Regions from separate parts of the Homo sapiens genome. Here region 2 is linked to region 1. The links are chromatin loops, found by intact Hi-C in ENCODE. Cell type or tissue: GM12878. All regions are shown on one strand. Links, peaks and the distances in the headings refer to the core of each region. The heading gives the core; the rest is flanking DNA.

Region 1 (12,575 bases), core at 2,598-10,597:
AGGCAGATCTTTAGGAATTTGTGGGTCTCCACAATGGGATGGTATTTCAGCATGCACTTCAGAGGCAAATTCAATTTGCCCTATTCCTAAAATTTATTGCCAAATATTAATTTTCTTTCTATTTTTAAACTAGAGGAATCTGATGATACTTTTTCTGAACTAGAAGAATTTCATGACACTTTATCCTAGTAATCATGTCCATAACACCATGTTTCTGTAAACATCAACTAGTCAATCAATTTCTATGACAAAATGATTACTCACTCGTCTTGCCTCTTTGGAGATTCAGCTACTAATGAGTGGCTATGAAGACTGGCTGCAAGTAGAAAAGTAAGACAAAATTGTCTGTTGCTGTTGCACCCTATAAAGAGAGGCAACCTCTGGTTTGGAGGTAAGTTATTGCAAAAACAAGAACAATGTTTCAACTGTAAGAGAGACTTGGACTGATTGGTTAAATCAGTTTGAAAATGACATTTTTTTTTTCTGATTTGAGAGTGACTTTGAATATTGGAAATGGAATTTAAGTGTCTATTCACTGGGATGTAGTAGGAACAAAATAAAAACCATGAGACCAAAAGAGCAGTTCTGCATGCAAAGGCAATTGAACAAAAACTGAATTTGCCCAGCCCTTGTGAATTACTTTATGTCAGTGTGCAGTTTTTTATGACATTACAAAGTATTTGGACACTGTATCATCTACTTAAGCTAATTAAAGCTTATTACACAGTAAATAGCAGATTGTGTGTTCTTTAGTATAGAATTCATATTAAACAAATCCTTGACTGTGGTTCCCTAGCAGTAACTCAGGTCAATTTGGTTCAGTTACCAGTGAACCAGTTGAACGGTGTGCTAGGTAATATGACAGGGACTCTTTATACAACAGTATCATGTGAGGAGAACATTATGACAAATTTGGAAAATAAAAAAAAAAACTAAATAATCTCTTGGGATCTGAAATATATAATTTGCCAAAGGAATGCATAGTCAGAAAGAGATCATCTTAGGGAATATCCTTATGTGTTTGCATTAGCATTGGCGACTATTTTGAATATTTGCTTTTCTGTCATTAGGTCATGATTGTAATAGTGAGTAACTTTCCTTTTCCTCTTTTATGTTAATAGGCTTGCTCAAGATGTTAAAATAGTTTCAGTCAAGAAAAACTCAGTCATGTGTTTTAAAACTAGCAACACACTGGCACCTTATTAAAATCTTATCTTTTATACCTAACGTAAATGATGAGTTAATGGGTGCAACACACCAACATGGCACATGTATACATATGTAACAAACCTGCACATTGTGCACATGTACCCTAGAACTTAAAGTATAATAATAAAAAGAAGACTTCAAAAAAAAGATAAGGTTTTATATCCAATAAAACTGTCAAATATAAGAGGACACAATAAACTGTTATCAACATGAAAAAAAATAAAATCCTATCTTTTTTATGAAATAAATTGACTTCGATAAAAGGTGGATCTTTTGGATGATTTTTCTTTTCTGCCACCTAATTCACTGGCATCCAAAGTGTTGGAGTGACTGTGATAAAACGTATCCTAATTTTTAAAAAATGAAAATAATACCATTTATTAGAACATAGTGTGTGATCTGACTAAGTAAGCCACATATACCTGACCTCATGGAAGGATGATAATGACTAGTTCAGGGATGTCAAAAAAACTCTTAACAGAATGAAAAGTCATTAAAGCCAAGCATGAAGGAAACCACTAACAATAGGAACCCTTGCTGTGCTAAGTGAGTTATACACATCATTTCATTTAATCTTATGCACAAGTACATGGTATAGATGTTGTCCATATCTTCATTCTACTGATGACTATGGTGATCAGAGACATGTCCAGGTCACCTAGTTAATAAGGGGCAGAGATGGCATTTGAACCAAGCCTCTTCCAAAGTCTGTGACCTTGACAATATTATGAAATATGCTTGATGGTATATCTTGTAGCACAGAGGTAGCTCATGAAACAATAATTTTTGCAGAGAGCAGATTTTTACAGGTTTGCATATAATCTCCATTATTCAAAGAACTCCGCATTGTAAAATGCCCTCTGGGGTCTCAAGTAGTTAATACCTTAATCCAGAAAATCTGAAAAATTCTAGAAAATGTAAATTGTATGAAAAGCTACAGAACGATAGGGGGAATTTAGAATAGGGAAATCAGGTTGGGTTTGAAGTGATCCTGAGGAGACTAATTATGTCTCGAAATTGAGAAGATGGACCTGAGATTCACAGCAAAGTACCTCATAATGTTAGGTGGAGGAAATATTCTGAAGATAAAAGGCTCCTTGAACCTGAAAATGGAAAAGAATAATAGCCAACATTTACTGAACCATAATTTTATTCCAGGAAATTTTCTAGATCATAAAAACATTAAAATGTTTCGTGGAAAAAAAGTGACATGGAATTGGATGTTAGACCCTAAGCCAGGTCAAAGAATAGCCTAGAGCTTGTTGGTAGGAAATGAGACAGACATAGTACTGCAAGTCCTACTGATACTAAATAAATTATCTTAAGTATTGGGAATGTGACTATAAAGTACCTGTTCATCCTCAGCAATTACCATTTAGTGTGTGATATTGAACAAGTTAGAACAGTTTTCAAATGCATGTGGTCATGTCCTATGGCAACGGATGGCTTTAATGTAGTATGCTATTGGAAAGGTGAAAGGAGAAAGGCTAGGAATCCCACAAACAAGAACTCTTTAGCTTAAATATTATTTTATTAATAGGAAATACATTCACAAGGTTCAAAATTTTAAAAATGTGCTAAAGGGTATACTGTTAACAGTCCCGCCCCAATTAATAAGCTATATATTCCCTTTTCTGGGGATAAAAACTATTGTTTATTTTTCTAGAGATACTCTATGTGTGAACAAAAATACATGCATGTATATATACACATACACATATATATATAATCTTTTTTACACAAATGATAGTGTACCATATATACTGTTCTATTACTTTTCCATTTAATGTTTCTTGAAGATCTTTCCACATCAGTGCACAAAACATCCTTACTCCTTGTGACGGCAGTACAATATTGCATTATTTCTATGTTTTCTTCTTGTGGAAATTTAAATTGTTTGCTACATCTGCTGTTACAAATGATACTTTAATGAATCCATTTCTATTAAAATCTCTTTGGCATGTGCCAGTATACCTGTATGATAATTACTGAGAAGTCAGTCTGTGGTCAAATGTTATATATATATGTATTTGTTATTTTGATAAATATTGCCACAGAGTGGGAGGTATTAGGGAATTTCTGTTTGAAAGTTCCCTGGGATTTTGGTCACTGGTTTCTTAAATATTCTTTTCAGCTAATAACAGAGTATCAAATAGGATAAAGATATGTCAATTAATGATAACAGTCACAATTTTTTTTTGTGTGTACTGTATATATAATATTTGTATATTTATGTTGCATATAAGATATATTTTCTATATATAAAATATATAACTATGTGTTCCATTTTGTATATAACTATCTTTATTATTTCCTTAGGCTATATCTCAGACACAGAATGTGTGGGCCAAAATTCATAAACTTTTGCCTGTGATATAAAAGGAAGACATTTGGTAATCTATAGGGATTGATGTGAGTATATATTACTCACATTCTCATCGAGGAAAATTGCTGCAAATATACTATAATCAAACACAAAACAATAAATACAATCCTCAAGAGAGTGAAAAAAAGGGATCAATGATGATCAATGAATATATGTATAGATAGTTAGACATATTGACTATCCAAGCTTGTATAATCTAAAGGCTGAAAAGGAACTCTTAAAAAGGCAGATTGTAAGGACTTTGTAAGTATTATACCAGTAAAACCTAGGAATTAGGAGATTAGAATAAAAGTGGAGTAAAAGTATTTTGAGTTTTGGCTTCATTTAGATTTCAGGGATAATTAAGGTGATTAGAGCACACCCTATTGGAGAAAACAGTTTATGGCCTTAGAAGTTAAATTATGAGGAGAGAAAAAGAAGGCAATCACTTCCTGAATGAAAAAAATGAGTAGTGTTCAACTTAATGAAAACAAATAGTGAATGACAACTTCGTCAATTAGCAAAAATAAAAAACTGGGAAAAAGAGAATGCAATAATTCAAATAATGAATAAAAATAAAGTATGATGGAAAGAATAAGATGTAGTACATTAATAATTATGTTAAAGTAAATAGAATAGTCTGAATATTCTCATAAATGACCCAAACATTTAAAAAGTAGTTAAAACATACTCTGATATTTGTTATTTAAAAGTAGTATACTTTAAACAAAGTGAAAAAGAGAAGTTAAAAATAAGAAGTTGTACAAAGAGATAGCAGACAAAAGCAAACTAAAAGAAAGCGGGAGTGTAATATCAATATCATAAAAGTAGAATTAAACTTTAAAGTGTCAAATAGAATAAAGATACATCAATTAATGATAAGTTATAATTTATGAAGATGATATATTAACCATAAATCTATCTACACTACACTAACATAGAAACTAAGCCTATATAACAAAAGGATTCTAGGTATACAAGAATTTGATAACAATATTTACATAGAATTCATTAAATCTAGGCAGCAGAAAATAGGTTATTTCAAAGATTTTAATAATATATTTAATAAATTTTACATGTATACCTGTTTTGTGCATGTATTTAAAACTATGTATCTTCCCAAAGAGAAATCACATTTTTTTGTTAACATTTACAACATACATCATGCAATTGGCTGCACAAAAGTCCATAACTAGAGAATTATAGGTCATGTTTTCTATTAAAATAAAATGGGGCCGGGCGTGGTGGCTCACACTTCTGATCCCAGAACTTTGGGAGGCTGAGGTGGATCACTTGAGGTCAGGAGTGCAAGATCAGCAAGGGCAACATGGCGAAACCCTGTCTGTACCAAAAACACAAAAATTAGCCAGGCGTGGTGGTGCATGCCTGTAGTCCCAGCTACTCAGAAGGCTGAGACAGGAGAATCACTTGAACCAGGGAGGTAGAGGCTACAGTGAGCCAAGATGGCGCCACTGCACTCCAGCCTGAATGACAGAGCGAGACTTTGTCGCAGAAAAAAATAAAAATAAAAATATATAAATTAATTAAATAAAATGGGAAATAAATAATAAAAATAGAATGAAAATGCCTAATCACTAAATAATGAAGAAAGATGCTTGGATTTAAGAGGAACTAAAGAGAAAAACAAAAAAATTATCTAGAAACCAGTAAAAAAAATTCTCATAGAAAACTAAGTCTATAATAGAACAAAAACTGTTCTAAGTGCCTTTATTTGAGCAAGAAATAGAGGAGTAAGGAGGAGGAAATAAGAATTTTTCTTCTTATTTCAAGAAATTAGATAAATAGTATTAGAATAGAGAACATAGAAATTAGAAATCAGAAACTTAGAAAAATAGATCCGAATAAACAAGAAACTTATGAAGACAGAAACTTAATGAAACTCAAAAAGTCACGAGGATAAATCTAACCTAAAGCTGTTTTTTTTTTTTTTTAAAGACCTGTAATATAGGAAAACCCCTTGTGAGTCGAATAAAGGAAAAAAAAAAGTCAAACAGGCATCATAATGAAAATGAGAACTTTTCATGTAAGGGAGGACACAAGAATTATAATGATCAAATGCAACTCTGTGACAAAATATTTGTTATAGAAATGAGTACTTTTCTAGCAAAATATAAAGTATAAAATCAACTGCTATCAAATTACCATATTGAAATCTTCTTTTTTTTATCTGATCACAGTTTTTATCTGATATTTCTTTTGAAATATTAGTATTGTTAATTAGAATACAAGGTATTCTAGTCTGTGAGCCAAATTCTCTTTGCCAAATGAGTATTAGAGCTCGAATTCTGAAGCCATACTGCTTGGGTTTAAGTCCTTGCTCTTTCATTTATTTGTCTTTATGAAATTGACCTTAAGCAAATTACTTAACTTTTCTGTGCCTTATTTTCCCCTCTACACAATAGGCTTGGTGATACTAATAGTAACAGTAATTACCTCATAGGCTTGCTATTCAGACTCCATTATGTAATGCACAAAGAAAACAATTAATAGAGGATTGGCACACAGTAAGAAATGTAGCAATTATTTTGCCTTTGATTTTGTTCATTCATCCAAGAAATGTTTTTGAACATTTGCATCTGTGTCTGTTCTATTCTAGCTACAGGGGCTGTGGAAATAAGCAAGAATAAGTACCAGCCCTAATGAAGTTTACATTCTACTGGGAAAGAGAGACAACATACGTAACATAGTATAATTTCAAGGAGTGACAAGAGCATCGATCTATTGTGTGGTGATTTATAGCCAATAAAAATAGTTTAGTGTTCAAGTATATGTAATACAATGCTCATTTCTATTATAACCTACAGTTTATGTATGTGATGACAAATATGACAAAAAGTTCAGACTTCAACAGGAAGATTTAGGTTTGAATCTTAGCTCTGCTATATAGTATTTACCTTTGGTCAAGTTTACTTAACATATCTGCTTTGATTTATTCATCTGTAAAATATGGATACTAATACGCCTCTCCTAGAACTGTGATGATATTAAATGAATTAAATGGCTGTAGCACGAAACATGTTAGTTTTATCTTCCCTTCCCTCTCTCCATTCACTCATTCATTCATTCCCTTCCCTCTCTCCATTCATAATTCCCTCTTTTCTGTCCACTTTTCTTTATGCTCTCTCTTCTTTCTTTGGTCTTTTCCTTTTTTATTTTTCTTTTTCCTGGGGATTATGATACATATTCATTGATACATGCTTGAAAGTAATCAGAGTAAGATAAATATTTGTCTTAACATGCTCTCTCTTACAGGTTAAATAGAGAGTAAAATGGAATGGGAAAACCACACCATTCTGGTGGAATTTTTTCTGAAGGGACTTTCTGGTCACCCAAGACTTGAGTTACTCTTTTTTGTGCTCATCTTCATAATGTATGTGGTCATCCTTCTGGGGAATGGTACTCTCATTTTAATCAGCATCTTGGACCCTCACCTTCACACCCCTATGTACTTCTTTCTGGGGAACCTCTCCTTCTTGGACATCTGCTACACCACCACCTCTATTCCCTCCACGCTAGTGAGCTTCCTTTCAGAAAGAAAGACCATTTCCCTTTCTGGCTGTGCAGTGCAGATGTTCCTCGGCTTGGCCATGGGGACAACAGAGTGTGTGCTTCTGGGCATGATGGCCTTTGACCGCTATGTGGCTATCTGCAACCCTCTGAGATATCCCATCATCATGAGTAAGGATGCCTATGTACCCATGGCAGCTGGGTCCTGGATCATAGGAGCTGTCAATTCTGCAGTACAATCAGTGTTTGTGGTACAATTGCCTTTCTGCAGGAATAACATCATCAATCATTTCACCTGTGAAATTCTGGCTGTCATGAAACTGGCCTGTGCTGACATCTCAGACAATGAGTTCATCATGCTTGTGGCCACAACATTGTTCATATTGACACCTTTGTTATTAATCATTGTCTCTTACACGTTAATCATTGTGAGCATCTTCAAAATTAGCTCTTCCGAGGGGAGAAGCAAAGCTTCCTCTACCTGTTCAGCCCATCTGACTGTGGTCATAATATTCTATGGGACCATCCTCTTCATGTACATGAAGCCCAAGTCTAAAGAGACACTTAATTCGGATGACTTGGATGCTACCGACAAAATTATATCCATGTTCTATGGGGTGATGACTCCCATGATGAATCCTTTAATCTACAGTCTTAGAAACAAGGATGTGAAAGAGGCAGTAAAACACCTACTGAACAGAAGGTTCTTTAGCAAGTGAGTGCAAAATGTACTGGAATATGAACACACTTGATATTGTTGAAACTTCAGAATTATGTTAGAATTTTGGGTACTTTTACTATTTTTATGCATTTTCATATATTATGTTAAAATAATGAGATACAGCATTTCAAAATTATTGCATGTCCACTCTAGAGAATTTGCAAGATACAGGGCAGTAGGATGAAGAAGAAAGAGGGGTTACCTATTACTCTACTAGTGGGAAATGGCCCCGTTTCAACATTTTGAACAGTAACTTTCATATTATGGGTTTTTTTTTCTGCATTGGAATTGGGTGTGATGTGCCTTTTTATGTTCACTTTTTTCCATAATGTTATTTCATAGGCAACATTTCATAGAATCTTTCAAAATAAATAAAGCCCTCTGTTGTAGAAAAAGCAAAACAGAAAAACCCCAACATAGTGTACTCACATTTTCCAGGGACAAGCCTTGTGTTATAGTTTCACGTTAATCTCCAGATCCTGTTAAGCCACTAAATACCAGTTTCTTTTTCTGTATTAAATTTTGTGTGTGTGTGAAGTTGAGTATCTGGGACTATCAAAGGGCAGTAGATAAATAGAGTTTAAAAGCAGGGCCTATGCAATCAGTCAGGATATCCTGCTTTATGGTCTTTCTTTGCTTTAACTTACATGTTGGCTCTAAAGAACATTTTGCAAAATTAAAAATGGGTTTGAAAATCAGTCTACTGGTCTAGATAATAATGTGGACTACTTTTGGGCTGAATGGAGTGTCATATCAATGCCCATTTAGAAGATGCCAGATTTCTTTGCTGTCCCGAGGGAATTCCAATATTTTTCCAAATCTTAGAAGAATGTCCAAGCTCTTAATTTTTAGTAAGAATACTATTGATGTCTTGTCTCTGTTACTAACTAGTTTGATTTGAGGAAGAAGAGGATTGGGGAAAGTCAGATACTACCTTGCTTTTCCTTGGTTTTTACGTCAACTTTTTTCTCTATTGAAGGACATTTTAAATTTACAGCCCAAGATGAATGATGAAGTGTGTTCAGGAGTGAACCACATTCTAGGTAATCAGTTTGGCTGAATCAATTTTTATTAATGGACCAGTGAATTTAGATTATATTGGGCATAAACATATTTTGCACAGGCAAATAAGAATTACCTGCTTGTGGAATCTTTTGGGTTTAGTCACTCATTTAATCTTCCCAAGTTCACTTGTTAATTTTAGTTGAAGGAATATTAAACAGTCACAAACTATATTTAAATATATCCATCATAGCTGTTTACAGATTAAATCTGATGGTAAGAGTTGAGATCATTGATAATTAAATTTACATCCTGACAAAATAGGCTATGAGAATCTATTAGTTCCCATACACCAGTTCATTGGACTTTTTGCACCCACTAAGAATTCCAGGTAGGTAGAAAGCCCTGGAAGTCAGGCATTTTATGTTTGACCCACAGGTAGGCTGTCTTGAATGCTCAAATGCTGATTTTGTTTTCCTTCACAGCTTAAATCCAGCCACTTTCATAAATTCTCTGGGGTGACTGTGGTAGCTCCATAGTCTTATATCAGATTTATAAATTTTTGATGGAAAATTAACTAAAGCAAGAAGAAATTTAAAAACACACATTTCTCCTCACAGGAGAATATTAGGACAGTTTTTCTCTCACAGGTTGTAGAATCAAGATCTGAAGAAAATACAGGCATGTTACCTGTCTTGATATATTTATGTGTTCAAATTTGCTGGGCAAAATACACAATCATTATAATACTGACATAATGCTTTATTTTAATATTTGGGCCTCTAGAGGAGTTTTCATTCAGAAAATTTATTTCAAAAGCTTAAGGAGGATGATTTTGTTGTTAGCAACCTGTTTTTTTCTAATTTGGAGACAAGGTAAGATAAACTTATCTGATATACCAGGCATGTATCTGTGTGCATGTGTGAGTGTGTGTGTGTGTTCAGTTTGTGTATGTGTAGTGTGTGCATGTTCCTGGTGATTTTTCTACCAGATAGCAAAATCTACAAAGGTAAGTATTTCTCTATATTCTTACCATCTTTACTCCCATTGCACTCAATTTAGAGCATGACATTTATAATATGATTCAATATACATTTATATCCATGAATAGGAAAATTATATGGAAGGAGGTGCAACTGGAGCGAAGCACATACTTTTATATCCCGCTGAAGTCCCAAGACAGGTTCATGATTTGGTTAAGAGCAGAGATACAGCAAAAAAGGCAAAATTACATTGCTCTTAATCCAATAAATTATTTCATCATCTTCGTACACTTTTATGCCTGACCAATTTCCAAATATTCTAAGCTTGAGATTATGTCAACTTTTTAGGGTCCTGGGGACTTCTAAAATGAACACTTAAAAATGTAGCAATATATTGGCTATCAGCTAATTCACATACATCATCTCTCTAAAATCCTGTGATCTGGGCTATAGTGTCGCTATCTCATAGATGAGGCCACAAAGCTTATGGAAGTTAATACATCTTGTCCAAACCTCAAAGTATGCAAGTTAAAGACAAGCATACACACCTGGCTATTCTTTCTTGAGTTAGTTATTCTTTATACTACAGCATGTTTACTTTTCCACATTGCTTGTCATGACATCTAACACCAGTATTTCTTGGCAGCATATCTATAATGACCAAAGAAACTATTACCTGCTTCTCAACTTTCATAGCAAGTATATAAAATTTCCGGAAAATAACTTAAAAAAGAAAATTAATTTAATTATTTATAAAAGAACCTTGACACCATCACATGTTGTGTCCAAAAATGATGCTTAATCACAATTGATAGGAATTAAATCTTAAATTAGGGGAATACCTGACATTAATTGAGATATGAGAAGGGGAGGAATTTGATATTAGCTCTAATCTTCCAGAAAAGACTATAAAAAATAGATTTTTTTTTTTTTAGTAAAGATAACACTCACTTTACAAAAACAGGGGCTCCTAATTTATGGTGTGTAAGTAAAATTTTATCTTTGAAATTATGAAATTTTTTATGCTGTTTTTGGATGACAAATACCTTTAATTTATTTATATATCTAAAATTCCAAAGGAAATATGTGCTTATTGTAAAATAGTCAAATACAACGAAATGTGCAAACTAGAGAATTATAGGTCATGTTTTCATATTAAAATAAAATGGGGCCGGGCACGGTGGCTCATGCCTGTAACCCCAGCACTTTGGGAGGCTGAGGTGGGCAGATCACTTGAGGTCAGGTGTTCAAGACCAGCCTGGCCAACATGGTGAAACCCTGTCTCTACCAAAAACACAAAAATTAGCCAGGCGTGGTGGCACATGCCTGTAGTCCCAGCTACTCAGAAGGCTGAGACAGGAGAATCACTTGAATCTGGGAGGTGGAGGCTGTAGTGAGCTGAGATCGCACCACTACACTCCAGCCTGAATGACAGAGGGAGACTCCGTCTCAGAAAAATAAATAAATAAATAAATAAATAAATAAATAAATAAATACATAAAATAAAATAGGAAATAAATAGTAAAAATAGAATGAAAATGCTCAGTCACTAAATAATGAAGAAAGATGCTTGGATTTCAGAGGAACTTTACAAACAAAAAAATTATCTAGAAACCAGTAAAAAAATTCCCATAAAATACAAAGTCTATAATAAAACAAAAAGTGCTCTAAGTGCCTTCATTAGAGCAAGAAATAGACGAGTAAGAAGGAGGAAATAAGAATTTGTCTTCTTATTTCAAGAAATTAGAAAAATAGATTTGGAAAATAGAAATTAGAAATCAGAAAATTAGAAAAATAGATCCGAATAAACAAGAAATTTATGAAGATAGAAACTTAATGAAACGCAAAAAGTCAAGAGAATAAATCTATCCTAAAGCTGTTTTTTTTTTTTAAAGACCTGGAATATAGGAAAACCCCTTGTGAGTTGAATAAAGGAAAAAAAAAGTCAAAGAGGCATCATAATGAAAATGAGAAATTTTCATGTAAGGGAGGACACAAGAATTATAATGATCAAATGCAACTCTGTGACAAAACATTTGTTATAGAAATGAGTACTTTTCTAGCAAAATATGAAGCATCAAAATCAACTGCTATCAAATTACCATATTGAAATCCCCTTACTGACCAATCACATTTTTATCTGATATTTCTTTTGAAATATTAATACTGTTAGTGAGATTGCAAGATATTCTAGCCCATGAGCCAAATTCTCTTTGCAAATTCTCTTTAAGCATTAAGTTATTAAGTACTGAGTATTAAGTTTTGAGTATTAAGAGCTCGAATTCTGAAGCCATACTGCTTGGGTTTAAGTCCTTGCTCTTTCATTTATCTGTCTTTATGAAATTGACCTTAAGCAAATTACTTAACTTTTCTGTGCCTTATTTTCCCCTCTACACAATAGGCTTGGTGATACTAAGAGTAACAGTATTACCTCATAGGCTTGCTTTTCAGACTCCATTATGTAATGCACAGAGAAAACAAATAATAGAGGGTTGGCGCAGAGTAAGAAATATAGCAATTGTTTTGCCTTTGATTTTGTCTGTGCATCCAACAAATGTTTTTGAACATTTACCTCGGTGTCTGTTCTATTCTAGCTACAGGGGCTGTGGAAATAAGCAAGAATAAGTACCTGCCCTTATGAAGTTTACATTCTACTGGGAAAGACAGACAATATACGTAACATAGTATAATTTCAAGGAGTGACAAGAGCATTGATCTATTGTGTGGTGATTTATAGCCAATAAAATAGTTTAGTGTTCAGTTTTAC
Region 2 (12,575 bases), core at 2,589-10,588, 78 kb before region 1:
CATTATGCATTTGTGTGTGGCGTCTTCTTAAACTGGAAGGATTGTTCTTATCTATTACCTTTTCTAGGAAAGCTTTCTCACCTACTATTGTGAGGAGGATGCCCTTTTTATATACTGTCATAAAACTGTGCATATCTGTCTTACAGAATTCTACATTTATTCAACAGAAACTATGCCATGTATACTATGGTAGGTAATAGAGATCCTATTGTGAGATCTTGACTTTCAAAATCAAGACTGGATTTTGCACTGGATGCAGAATGCTTACAATAGTTATTTCACACTTTCAAGAAAAAATTTCTGTGCTGTATAATATGTTTCAATGTGAAAAAGTTATAGAACATTTTGTAGAAACATTTTATCAAGCAAAAATAGCCTTGTTTTCCCAAACTTTCAAAGATAGACGAAAACTGTAGATAATCTTATTTATGAATGTATATGGTATAACCATAATTAAAGTACATCCAAACTGTATATACTAAAGTGATACAATTTATTTCATGGATTAATAAAATTCCAAATTAATATTTGAAAATCTATCAACATACTAAACAAATAAGCAAAAAACCCAACACATGGTCTTCTAACAAGACGCTAAAGTGCATTTGGTAAAATACAACATTCACTCTTGGTCAGACCTCTGAGTAATCTAGATACAGGAAGATCGAGAATTAAGATGATAAAGGAGATTATTACTCTCAAATCATTGGGCAGCATAATTCAAAATGGTGAAACTGTAGCAGTGTTTTTTCTTAAAGTTTGCAAAGATAGTGTTAGCACTATTATCAACAATTTTTCACTAGAATGAGCCAACCAAATGGAATAGCATATCCATGGGTTGGATCCATATGTCCTATTATGTTTCAAGTTTAATCATGGTTTAAAAGGTTGCTATGCTTTTTTTTTTTTTTTTTTTTTACCTCCAGGTGCTGGAATTCTGGTTTGTGGGGTTGGTAGGTTATAATATACACATAAGAATACATCCTCTCATATGTTAAACAACTATGAAAGTTGTAATCTTGGAGAATAGTAAATGAAAAGGAAAATCCCCATGATATAATACTGTGTTAAAAAGAATGTCTCGGCCGGGCGCGGTGGCTCACGCCTGTAATCCCAGCACTTTGGGAGGTTGAGGCAGGCGGATCACAAGGTCAGGAGTTCGAGACCAGCCTGGCCAATATGGTGAAACCCCATCTCTACTAAAAATACAAAAATTAGCCAGGCATAGTGGCACGTGCCTGTAGTCCCAGCTACTTGGGAGGGTGAAGCAGAAGAATCGCTTGAACCCGGAAGGTGGTGGTTGCAGTGAGCCAAGATCTTGCCACTGCACTATAGCCTGGGCGACAGAGCGAGACTCCATCTCAAAAAAAAAAAAAAAAGAAGACTGTCTCATAAGCATATAAATGATCACAGTTTTGTATATATGTGACTGAAAGAAGTTACATTGAAATCTTAACCAGTTTTTTTTTTTTTTCTGGAATGTGGTTCTTGGAGGGATTATTACTGTTCTTCATTTTGCCTCATTTTCTAACTTTTTGAAAAGAATGTATATTTTCTGATTATAAAAATACATAATATTTTAAATTCTCCTTTGAAGGAAACAGTGGTGAGAGTTTGAAGAATTTTGGTCCAATTTTCACTAATACCCAAGATCAAGTGAGAATAGTTATTGGAAAGAAAATTGGAGAAAGGCTTTCTGTTGATTTATGACATAAACTGACTTAATGCCATTGAATATTCTGACTTCAAGAGATCAACTTGACAAATATATTCACTCTGAGAAGACACACTAACACAGTCCCAGTTCTTAGATTAGGATTCTAGAGCTCACCACTTAGAATGTGGCTAAGGTGGGCAGTGTGGGTAGGATGATAAGACATCCAACTGTATCACACAGTAAAAAGAGAAGGCAGAGGAGATACCCATGGTGGGAAGGGGTAGGGGAGTAATAGCAATGATTATTACCTCAGTTTCATTTCTGCCAAAAATGGGTAAAGTTCCAGTGCCCCTGGCTCTCTGTTTTTTTGTACATCTCTTTCCAAAGGGTCGGTCTGGTCTTTAGATTGATGCTCAGCATTGGATATCACCTATAGATGAAAATCAAACTCTGCTTGAGAAATATGTTTCTGAAGTGCTCACCCTTCTCCCCATGTTTACCAATAAGAAAGAGTAGTATTTTGCTTGTAAAGCATATGTACTCACCCAGATTCCCTCATTTTAACCAAAGAAACTCTCAAAACAGACTGCGCCCTCAGAAGGAAATTGAATTCACTAAGTATTTATTGTATCCTATCTCCTACTCCAGCTAGATTATCCTGCTGTTTATATAATAACTTATTCTTCACAATAGCCAACATCCCTGGTACTAGAGCTCCAGTGCTTGTCCGAATAAATGAGCCCTTCTGAGCCCCAAAGGAGCTAATAATAAGCAGCAGTGCTCTAGTTAGAACAAGGCCTCTTCTCTCCCTCTCGCATAGGTTAGATAATTATCCTGGGTTTTTTCATCCACGTTTCTGTTTGGTTACCAAAAATATGTGTTTGTTGCTGGAAGTTTCAGTTAGCCATGGGCTCAGTGCTGGGATTGATTCACCCTGCTGTCTTCATGCCCTCGCTGTCTTTAGGGCTATGTCACAGTGCAGTGCCCTTGAATCTCTATAAGCCTACTGTGCCCCAGTCCATGTACTCCATATTACCCTTTGGCTACTGATAAGGAGAAGTACTGCATCTTAGCTGGAAGACGTATACTTCATCCATTTACCTCTTTCTTTCTGAAAATACTTCTTCCCAGCTTTGCCCTAATGTTCCCATTTCAAACATCTGTATAGGGTCCTCATCTTCTCCACTTACAATGGATAGCATGACTTATTGGGATTTCAGTTTCTTCCAAAACAGTCTCCCTCTTTTTCATCAGTGTTTTGCTAACTTCTTGTGTCCACATACTGAAGTCACTGTAGCTGCTCCTTCTCAATCAGTTGACGTCTCAGCTCTCTCTCTTTGAGCTATAGCCATACTCTAGAACACAATCACAACTCTTAAAAGTGGCATGGGAGAGATAAACAATAAAGCTTTCAGCCATAATTTTATATCCAATAGTAAATTAATGTGTCACATAAGTACTTTCCTTCCTCTGAGCCCCAATATTTCCAGAGGACCTGCCAGTGGCTCTGGTAGCCAATTTAAATCCTCCTTGGTTTTCTTCTGAGAGACTGTAATCCCAGAAGTGATTTAAAGTTGAATCTTTAAATAAGGTGGAAGATCGTGACTTTTACATACATTAGGGCTAATATCTCAAAGATCTGATTATACCTAACTTATTATTTTTGAGACAGAGTCTCCCACTGTCGCCCAGGCTGGAGTGCAGTGGCGCAATCCCTACTCACTGCAACCTCCGCTTCCTGGGTTCAAGCGATTCTCCTGCCTCAGCCTCCTGAGTAGCTGGGATTACAGGTGTCCACCACCATGCCAGGCTAATTTTTTGTATTTTTAGTAGAGACAGGGTTTCACTATGTTGGCCAGGCTGGTCTTGAACTCTTGACCTCATGATCCGCTCACCTCAGCCTCCTAAAGTGCTGGGATTACAGACGTGAGCCACCGCACCTGGCCATACCTAACTTATTAAGCAGTAATTTTCTTTCTTTTTTGAATTGCTACTTCCCTGATTATACAAATAATACATACTCAGAATAGAAAATTTGAGAAATTCCAAAAAATCTAAAGGAGGAAAGAAAATCACTCATAATTACAGATGTAAATATTAATATACCTCTATGCATATACTGTGTTTACATGCTTGAGAGTACACTGTATTTCTTGATTTATTACCTGATGTTTATTGTGCATACTACATTGTATATATTTGTCCATGTTAATTTTTCAGACATTTTTAACAAATTCATAATATTTTAAAATGGAAAACAGGAAAAAAAACCCCTACATATAACAAGTGGAAATGAAATAGTTTTCTGCTGGATTCTCAGCAACCTTTCACTTTTCTTTAGGTTTTTGAGGGTAATAACAATATTGGAGGACTAGGCTCAGAGATTATTTTCACTTTCTCTACCGTAAGAGTTAAGGCCCATTTCCACTGTCAGAAGTTCTCATAATGCCCTTTTGTAAAATGAAAAATGAGTGTGATGTACATTTTTTCTTAGTGAGGCAAAGCACACATAGGGTGTAATAACCAAAGCTGTGAACTCACAGCATCAAAGGACAGCACAGTGCTGCCGTGGTTTCCCAAGAGACTTCTCCAACTCCACTCATCCTCTGTCAACTTTCTGGCTCCAGATACTGCTGTTTTACTTCCAGGTCTTTGTGTTTTTAAACTCAACCACACTTACATTTTTGTAAGCACCTCTGCAATTGTGTAAGCCTCAACTCGAAGAACATTCACAATTCATTTAATATTTGGAGAACACATATATATAAGGCCCTTTGCTAAATTTTGATGCCAAATAAACTTGATGTCCACTCAATGTTGTAGGAATATACAAAGATGAAAAGACTCTACCTCTTGAGGCAGGCACTGGCAATATTTCAGAAAAGCATGTTGAAGTAAAAATATTTCTCAGGTTATTCTTGGAAAGTGGAATTTGACTCAATATTGATATATTCTTTTAGCAGACTGTAATTCAGCAGGACTCCATTTTCAAACTTGTCTTCCCTGAGGTGGGCAGCAATTGAAATCTTTGTTCAGGTCTTTTAGGCTTAACATCACTTACGTATAGTGTAGAGATCAGCCGGTATTTGGGTATAGTAAACACAAAAATTTGAGGCTCTCGTTGGTCTGTCTGCCTATTTTCTGTGGCTTTATCTTCCAGATTTTCAATCTCCATGACCTTCATGAACTCTGTCCTGTTCCTTCAGGCCAGTAAGACTGATGTTTTCTACCTGGATTTTAGTTACCCTGTAAAATGACGCTGACTAGGTCCTTCTCTTATCTTAAAATCAGCAAAAGTAAATCATCCATGCCATTTTTTCTGGCAAATATCGACTGCTCCAATCCAGTTTCTGGATGCTTTTGGCCACTTCAGGAAAATGTATGTATGTGTGTAAGTATATATTTGTGTGTTTGTTGTGGTAAGAGCATTTAACATGATAATATGAGATGTACTCTCTTAACAAATTTTTAAGCATGCAATAACAGCATCGTTAACTATGAGCACTATGTTGTACAACAGATATCTAGAAGATATTAATCTTTTATAATTGAAACTTTTATATTTGTTGAATAGTAACTCTTCATTTCTGTCTGCCCCCCACCTAGCCCCTGGAAACCATCATTCTCTTTTCTGCTTCTATGAATTTGGTTCTTTTTGGTAGTTGATATAAGTTGATATAAGTGTAATCCTACAGTGTTTGTCTTGCAGTGACTGGCTTACTTTACTTAGTATAGTGTTACCAAGGTTCGGCCATGTTATTGTATATGGCAGGATTTCCTTCTTCTTTTTTTTTTTGAGATGGAGTCACCCTCTTGTTGCCCAGGCTGGAGTGCAATGGCGTGATCTTGGCTCACTGCAACCTTCGCCTCCCAGGTTCAAGTGATTCTCCCACCTCAGCCTCCAGAGTGGCTGGGGTTACAGGCGCCTGCCACCACGCCTGGCTAATTTTTGTGTTTTTAGTAGAGACGGGGTTTTGCCATGTTGGCCAGGTGGATTTCCTTCTTTTTAAAGGCTGAATAATATTCCATTATATCACATGTACACATGTTTTCTTTATCCGAACATCTGTTGCTGGACATTTAGGTTGTTTCCATATTTAGACTATTGTGAACAATGCTGAATGACACTGGCATGCAAATATCTTTTCAAGATCTTGATTTCAGGAAGTTTCTTTTTCCCTGTAAGGTAAAAAAACATTTTTACCTATATTATTACCTGTAATAGTCTAGGTGTTTATTGGGGATACAAAATTAACAAGATACTATTCTTGTTTTAGAGATATTGTCAGTCTAGTGAAGAAATGAATATATCTTTATATAAATGTCACCCTTCAAGAGTATGTAGGCCGGGTGCGGTGGCTCACACCTGTAATCCCAGCACTTTGGGAGGCTGAGGCAGGCGGATCATGAGGTCAGGAGTTTGAGACCAGCCTGGCCAACATGGTGAAGCCCCGTCTCTACTAAAGATACAAAAAATTAGCTGGGCGTGGTGTTGCGTGCCTGTAATTCCAGCTACTTGGGAGGCTGAGGCAAGAGAATTGCCTGAACCCAGAAGGCAGAGGTTGCAGTGAGCCGAGATCGCGCCACTGCATTCCAGCCTGGGGGACAGAACGAGACTCTGCCTCAAAAAAAAAAAAAAGAGTATATATTCAGTTATTTCAATGAAAGCTCTATGAGTGCAAGGACTTAAAAAACATTCTATTGAGATACAATTGACATAACAAAAAGTTACACATATTTAATGTATGCAATTTAATGAGTTTGAAGATAAGCATACACCCAGGAAACCATTACCACAATCTATGCCATAAACAATCCATTGCCTAAAAAAGTTTTCTATTGCACTCTTTATCTACTATTATTTTTATTGTTCTTTGTGAAAAGAACAGTTCTCCGAGGTAAGCAGCAACTGAAATTATCACCTCCAAAAAGAAATTTAAAACATATTTTTCCTAGAGTGTACAGTTAGCTGCAGGAGAGTTGTTCCAAATGCTATTATTGGAAGATTCCATTTTATATTTTATTTATTATTTCCACATCGATGTTATAAGTGAAATAAGCCAAAAAGCTTTATCTGCTTGTACTGTTCTCATCTGAATATGAAATAAAAATAAATGGATCAGGCAGGTTTCTCAATTTTTTTTTTTTTTTTTTTTTTTTTTGCTAAATAACTTGAATAAGATGATGACTGTTCCTTGACAATTTAGTGAACTCATAAGTAAAACTGTCTGGCAGCAGGAACTACTAAGGTTCAATTGAGGTTGATAAAAATAAAGATGCAGTTTTTTTCCCATCCAAGTTACTAGGCCCCTTGAGTTCTATGCCTGGGTGTCCTTTGGGATCAAGAGCCACTGCTCTAGAGAATATACCAAGGAGAGGTTTTCTGGGTCAGTCAGTATATACATTCATCTTTCTTGTAATTTTTGTTAATTTTAAAAGCTTTTTTGTTCATTTGTTTCCTTTGTTTGATTTTGGGTTATATATTCATCTTTGCTAAGTTTCCAAATTTGTACCCTAAATAGAAGTGTATGAGGCTTCACTTTGCATCATATTCTTGCCAATACTTAGTATTGACCAACTTTTAAGTTATTACCAATCTAGTCTGGTCAATTTGGAGTAGTATCTTTTTAAGACTCATGAAACAATAGGTATTGTTTGAAGGGTGGTGAAAAAAATTATATGAGGTGGACATAGGAAGCACTCTGTCTGAGATATTTCTACTTGGTTGTGTCACGTGGTTAGGTTCATGCAAATCTTCAGAAGGAAGCAGGATGGGTGGAGCCAATGTGGGCCCAACAGTTAGTGAGGGCAGTAACTGCATATATACTGTATATGTTTGTAAGTTTTTGGTCCATCCTTACATAGGTACTTTCAGGACTCCTTTGTAAGCGCGGCTGAAGAAATCACAACTTCTATTATATTCTAAGGCCACTAGATGGTGGCATAGACTAGCTTTTTCTTCCTCATTTCTTTTGCCCCATACTTGTAAGTGGAATTGTGGGATCAACTTTACCTGATCTTATTTGCTCTTCAAAATATTAATTCATATGTTCACTGGCAATGAATTGAACTTGATTTCTCCATATTCTTGTCAATACTTATGATGCTATAATTTAGTATCTGACTATTTAGAAAGTATGTAATGTCTCATATTGTCATTATAAATGCATGTTGAATTTTATGAAATTTTCTGCATTTAGTAAAATAGACATGCTTTTTTCTCCTTTAATTGATATTGTTATAAATTAAATTAACATATTTTCTAATGTTAACATTTTCTTGCATCCCTGATATATATTTTACTTGGACATTAGGTATTATTATTTTGTACATTGCTGGATTACATTTGCTAATATTTTATTTAAGGTTTTTGTATCTATGTAGTAGAGTGGCGTATTTTTTCCCTTTTTTAATTGTCCAGTTTTTGTTTCACATGCTTGCTTCGAAAGATTGGTTCCAGAAGATCTTCCTGTTTTTCTATTTTCTGCAACAAATTTAGAGATTTTTTATACTCTTGAACATTTATTAGAATTTTCTAGGGAAATTGTTTGGACCTGGCAATTTTTAAAACAACTGGTTCAAAATTCCTTGTCTTTGTGTTTTTTCCATTCTTTATTTTTTTTTCTAGAGCTTGAATTGGATGCTAAGTGCATAAACTTTCAACTTTTTTTATGTTTAAGCCTATAAATTTTCTTCGAAACAGTTAAACTGAATCAACTAATTTTGATGGTAATTTTGTTGTCCTAAAGTTGTAAATGTTTTATAATTTCCATTGTTATTTTTTACTAATCAATGATTTACTTAGAAATGTGTTTCAAAATTTCCAAATATAAAATATATTTTGAGTTTTTTAATTGATTTCTGATTGTATTTCATTGTGATAAGAAAATGTGGTTGAGTGCTATTAATTGTTCAATATGTATTAAGTCTTGCTTTCTGACCCAAGGAGTCAGTTTTATAAATATATATTCCCCAGTTGTTTGAATATAAAACGATGGATATTACATATTATATATTTTTATCTTCTTCAGATGACTTTTAATCATTGTAGAATTTAAATTTTTTATTTTCACATTTTTAACCCATTAGAGAGAAGTATACATTAAAATCACTCACTTTTATTTTATTTTAAAAATACCATTAAATTTCTTTTTTAATTATTAATTTTTATGAATACAGTAAGTGTATATATTTATAGGGCGCTTGAGATATTTTGATGCAAGCATACAATGTGTAGTAGTCACACTAGGGCAAATGAGGTATCCGTCACCTCAAGTATTTATCTTTTCTTTGTGTTGCAAACAATCCAATTATATCCTTTTAGTTATTTTAAAAGTACGATAAATTACTGTTGATTGTAGTCATCCTCTTGTGCTATCAGATTCTAGATTTTATTTATTCTATCTAACTATATTTTTCTGCAGATCAACCATCCTTAGTTCTCCCTCACTTTATGCTTCCCAGCCTCTGGTAACCATCGTTCTACTCTCTACTTCCTTGAATTCAATTGTTTTAATTTTTAGCTCCCACAAATAAGTGAGAACATGTGGTTTGTCTTTCTGTGTCTAGCTTACTTCACTTAACATAATAACCTCCATTTCCATCCATGTTGTGCAAATGACAGGATCTCATTATTTTTTATGGCTCAATAGTACTCCATTGTGCGTATGTGCCACATTTTCTTTATCCATTTATCTTTAGTGGACATTTAGGTTGCTTCAAAATTTTGGCTATTTTGAATAGAGTTGCAATAAACATGGGAGTGCAGATATCTCTTCAATATACTGCTTTCCTTTCTTTTGGTTATATACCTAGCAGTGGGATTGCTAGATCACACGATAGCTCTATTTTTAGTTTTTTGAGGAACTTCCAAACTGTTCTCTAAAGTAGTTGTACTAATTTACATCCCCACCAATATCGTATGAGGGTTCCTCTTTCTCCATATCCTCGCTAGCATTTGTTATTGCCTGTGTTTTAGATATAAGTCATTTTAACTGGGGTAAGGGGATATTGTAGTTTTGATTTGCATGTCTCTGATGATCAGTGATATTGAGCACCTTTTCATATACCCCTTTGCCATTTGTATGTCTTCTTTTGAGAAATGTCTAGTCAGATTTTTTGCTCAATTTTTAATTGGATTACTAGACTTTTTTTCTATAGAGTTATTTGAGCTCCTTGTATATCTGGTTATTAATCCCTTGTCAGATGGGTAGTTTGCAAATATTTTCTCCCATTCTGTGGGTTGTCGCTTTGCGTTGTTGTTTCCTCTGCAGTGCAGAAGCTTTTAAACTTGATGTGATCTCATTTGTTTATATTTGCTTTTATTGTCTGTGGTTGTGGGGTATTACTCAAGAAATGTTTGCCAAATCCTATGTCCTGGAGAGTTTCCCCAATGTTTTCTTGTAGTAGTTTCATAGCCTGATGTCTTAGATTTAAGTCTTTAATCCATTTTGATTTGATTTTTGTATATGATGAGAGATAGGGTTCTAGGTGCATTCTTCTGCATATGGCTATCCGGTTTTCCTAGCACCATTTATTGAAGAGAGTGTCCTTTCTCCACTGTTGTTCTTGGCACGTTTGTTGGAAATGAGTTCTCTTTAGATGTATGAATTTGTTTCTGGGTTCTCTAGAATGTTCCATCGGTCTGTGTGTCTGTTTTTATGCCAGCACCATGCTGTTTTGGTTACTACAGCTCTGTATTATGATTTGAAGTCAGGTAATGTGATTCCTCCAGTTTTGTTCTTTTTTCTTGGGATAGCTTTGACTATTCTGGGTATTTTGTGGTTCCATATAAGTTTTAGGATTATTTTTTCTATTTTTTGAAGAATGCCATTAGTATTTTGATAAGGATTGCATTGAATCTGTAGATTGCTTTGGGTAGTGTGAACATTTTAATAGTATTGATTCTTCCAATCCATGAACATGGAATATCTTTCCATTTTTTTGTGTGTCCTCTTTAACTTCTTTTATCAATATTTTATAGTTTTCATTGTAGATATCTTTCACTTCCTTGGTTAAGTTTATTCCTAGGTATTTTATCTTATATGTAGCTGTTGTAAATGGGATTACTATCTCGATTTCTTTTTCAGCTTGTTCGCTGCTGGCATATAGAAATGCTACTAATTTTTGTATGTTGATTTTCTATCCTGCAGCTTACTGAATTTGCTTCTCAGTTTTAATAGTTTTTTGCTGGAGTCTTTAGGTTTTTCCAAATATAAAATCATATCATCTCCAAGGATAATTTGACTTTTCATTTCCAGTTTGAATGCCCTTTATTTCTTCCTGTTGTCTGATTGCTCTAGCTAGGATTTCCAGTACTATGTTAAATAACAGTGGTGAAAGTGGGCATTGTTTTCATGTTCCAGATATAATAGGAAAGGCTTTCAGTTTTTTTCCATTCAGTAAGATACCATCTGTGGGTCTGTTGTATATGGCTTTTGTTATGTTGAGGTATGTTCCTTCTATACCGAGTTTTTGAGAGTTTGTATCATGAAGAGATGTTGAATTTTATAAAATGGTTTTTTAGCATCATTTGAAATTATCCTATGGTTTTTGCCCTTCATTTTGTTGATATGATGTATCACATTGATTAATTTGCATATGTTGAACCATCTTTGCATCCCTAGGATAAATCTCACGTGGTCATAATGAACTTTTTAATGTGTTGTTGAATTTGGCTTGCTAGGATTTTGTTGAGGATTTTTGCATCAATGTTCATTAGGGATATTGTCCTGTAGTTTTCTTTTTCTTTTTCTTTTTTTTTTTTGATGTGTCTTTATCTGGTTCTGGAATCATGGTAACACTGGGCTTATAGAATCAGTTTGGAAGCTTTTTTTTGAATAGTTTGAGTAGGATTGGCATTAGTTCTTTAAATGTTTGGTAAAATTCAGCAGTGAAGACATTGGGTCCTGGGATTTTCATTGCTGGGAAAGAAAAAATTATTATTATTTTGGCTTCAGTCTCATTACTTGTTATAGGTCTGTTGAAGTTTTGGATTTCTTTATGGTTTAATCTTGGTAGGTTGTATATGTCTAGGAATTTATCAGTTTCTTCTAGGTTTTTCAGTTTATTGGCATATCGTTGTTCACAGTAGCTTCTAGTGATCTGATGATCATTATGGGTTCATGAAGGAGGCATGTTATCAGAGATTCAGGGCTATATTTTCTACCCTCTTCCTTGCCTCTTTTAGTGATATGAAGTTACAACCAGGTGCTATGATTGCGCAGCTGTTTTGGTTCTTATGAATGTGCTTTTTATTGTGTGGATAGTTGTGCAATTTGGTGTTCCTGCAGGGAAGACAATTGGTGGAGGCTTCTAGTTGGCCATGTTGTCCTGCCTCCTCTCACTTTTATTTTATTTATTTTTTTGAGACAGAGTCTCACCCTGTCGCCCTGGCTGGAGTGCAGTGGCATGATCATGGCTTACTGCAGCCTTGATCAACGGAATCATTATTATAATTTAGCTACTATTAGTTTAGATAGCCTCTAATTAATAGTGTTGCATAATTTAATCATTGTTCTTTTAATCTCACATCTGTGTAAGAATATGAGTAACACAGAGAAAGAAAATTATTTCTTTCATCCAGGTTATAATTTAGTTTCTTTGGGTTGAGCTTCAGTCATTTAGTTTTTATTAAAGTTACATATTAAAATAGATCCTGAGAAATGCGAATACTAATGTAACTTAGTGGTTTTAAGAACAGTGATACTATACGATATATAGGCTGTTATCATGTAGATGCAGAGAAATAACATTATCAAAGGTATCTTCATGATGCAATGTATATTGAATGTGAAATTAATTCCTGCAGAATAAATGCTGTAGGAATAACTAAGGTCCTTTTGCTAAGGTTTATACAGTCTGGCATGCCCTGGGGAATCTAGTTCCCTCCGAAGTAACTAAAAACAGACGAACTTTA

The links. Hi-C counts contacts between places; a loop is a spot of excess contacts. Peaks named below come from ENCODE experiments on the same cell type or tissue, not always from the same donor. Only the 100,000 strongest peaks of a DNase experiment are listed, where the experiment ranks them.
Region 2: a loop joins it to region 1, with 2.8 times the contacts of the local background. A loop is called at or near these places in 4 of 110 quality-filtered maps.

What each region holds. Positions count from the first base shown.
Region 1 is chr9:104,599,917-104,612,491 of GRCh38, reverse strand. OR13C2 (olfactory receptor family 13 subfamily C member 2) reads left to right here and starts at 6,865. Exons shown (of 1, transcript NM_001004481.1): 1 at 6,865-7,821. The coding sequence starts at 6,865. The coding sequence ends at 7,821. The region is part of intron 3 of LOC107987105 (a long non-coding RNA gene); the gene reads left to right. In GM12878, for the core only: no CTCF peak of the experiment used is centred there; a DNase peak (open chromatin) is centred at 7,495.
Region 2 is chr9:104,677,761-104,690,335 of GRCh38, reverse strand. The region is part of intron 2 of LOC107987105 (a long non-coding RNA gene); the gene reads left to right. Among named protein-coding and RNA genes, the nearest start is that of OR13D1, 10 kb to the left of the region's middle. In GM12878, for the core only: a CTCF peak has its summit at 7,585 (motif pointing right); a DNase peak (open chromatin) is centred at 7,455.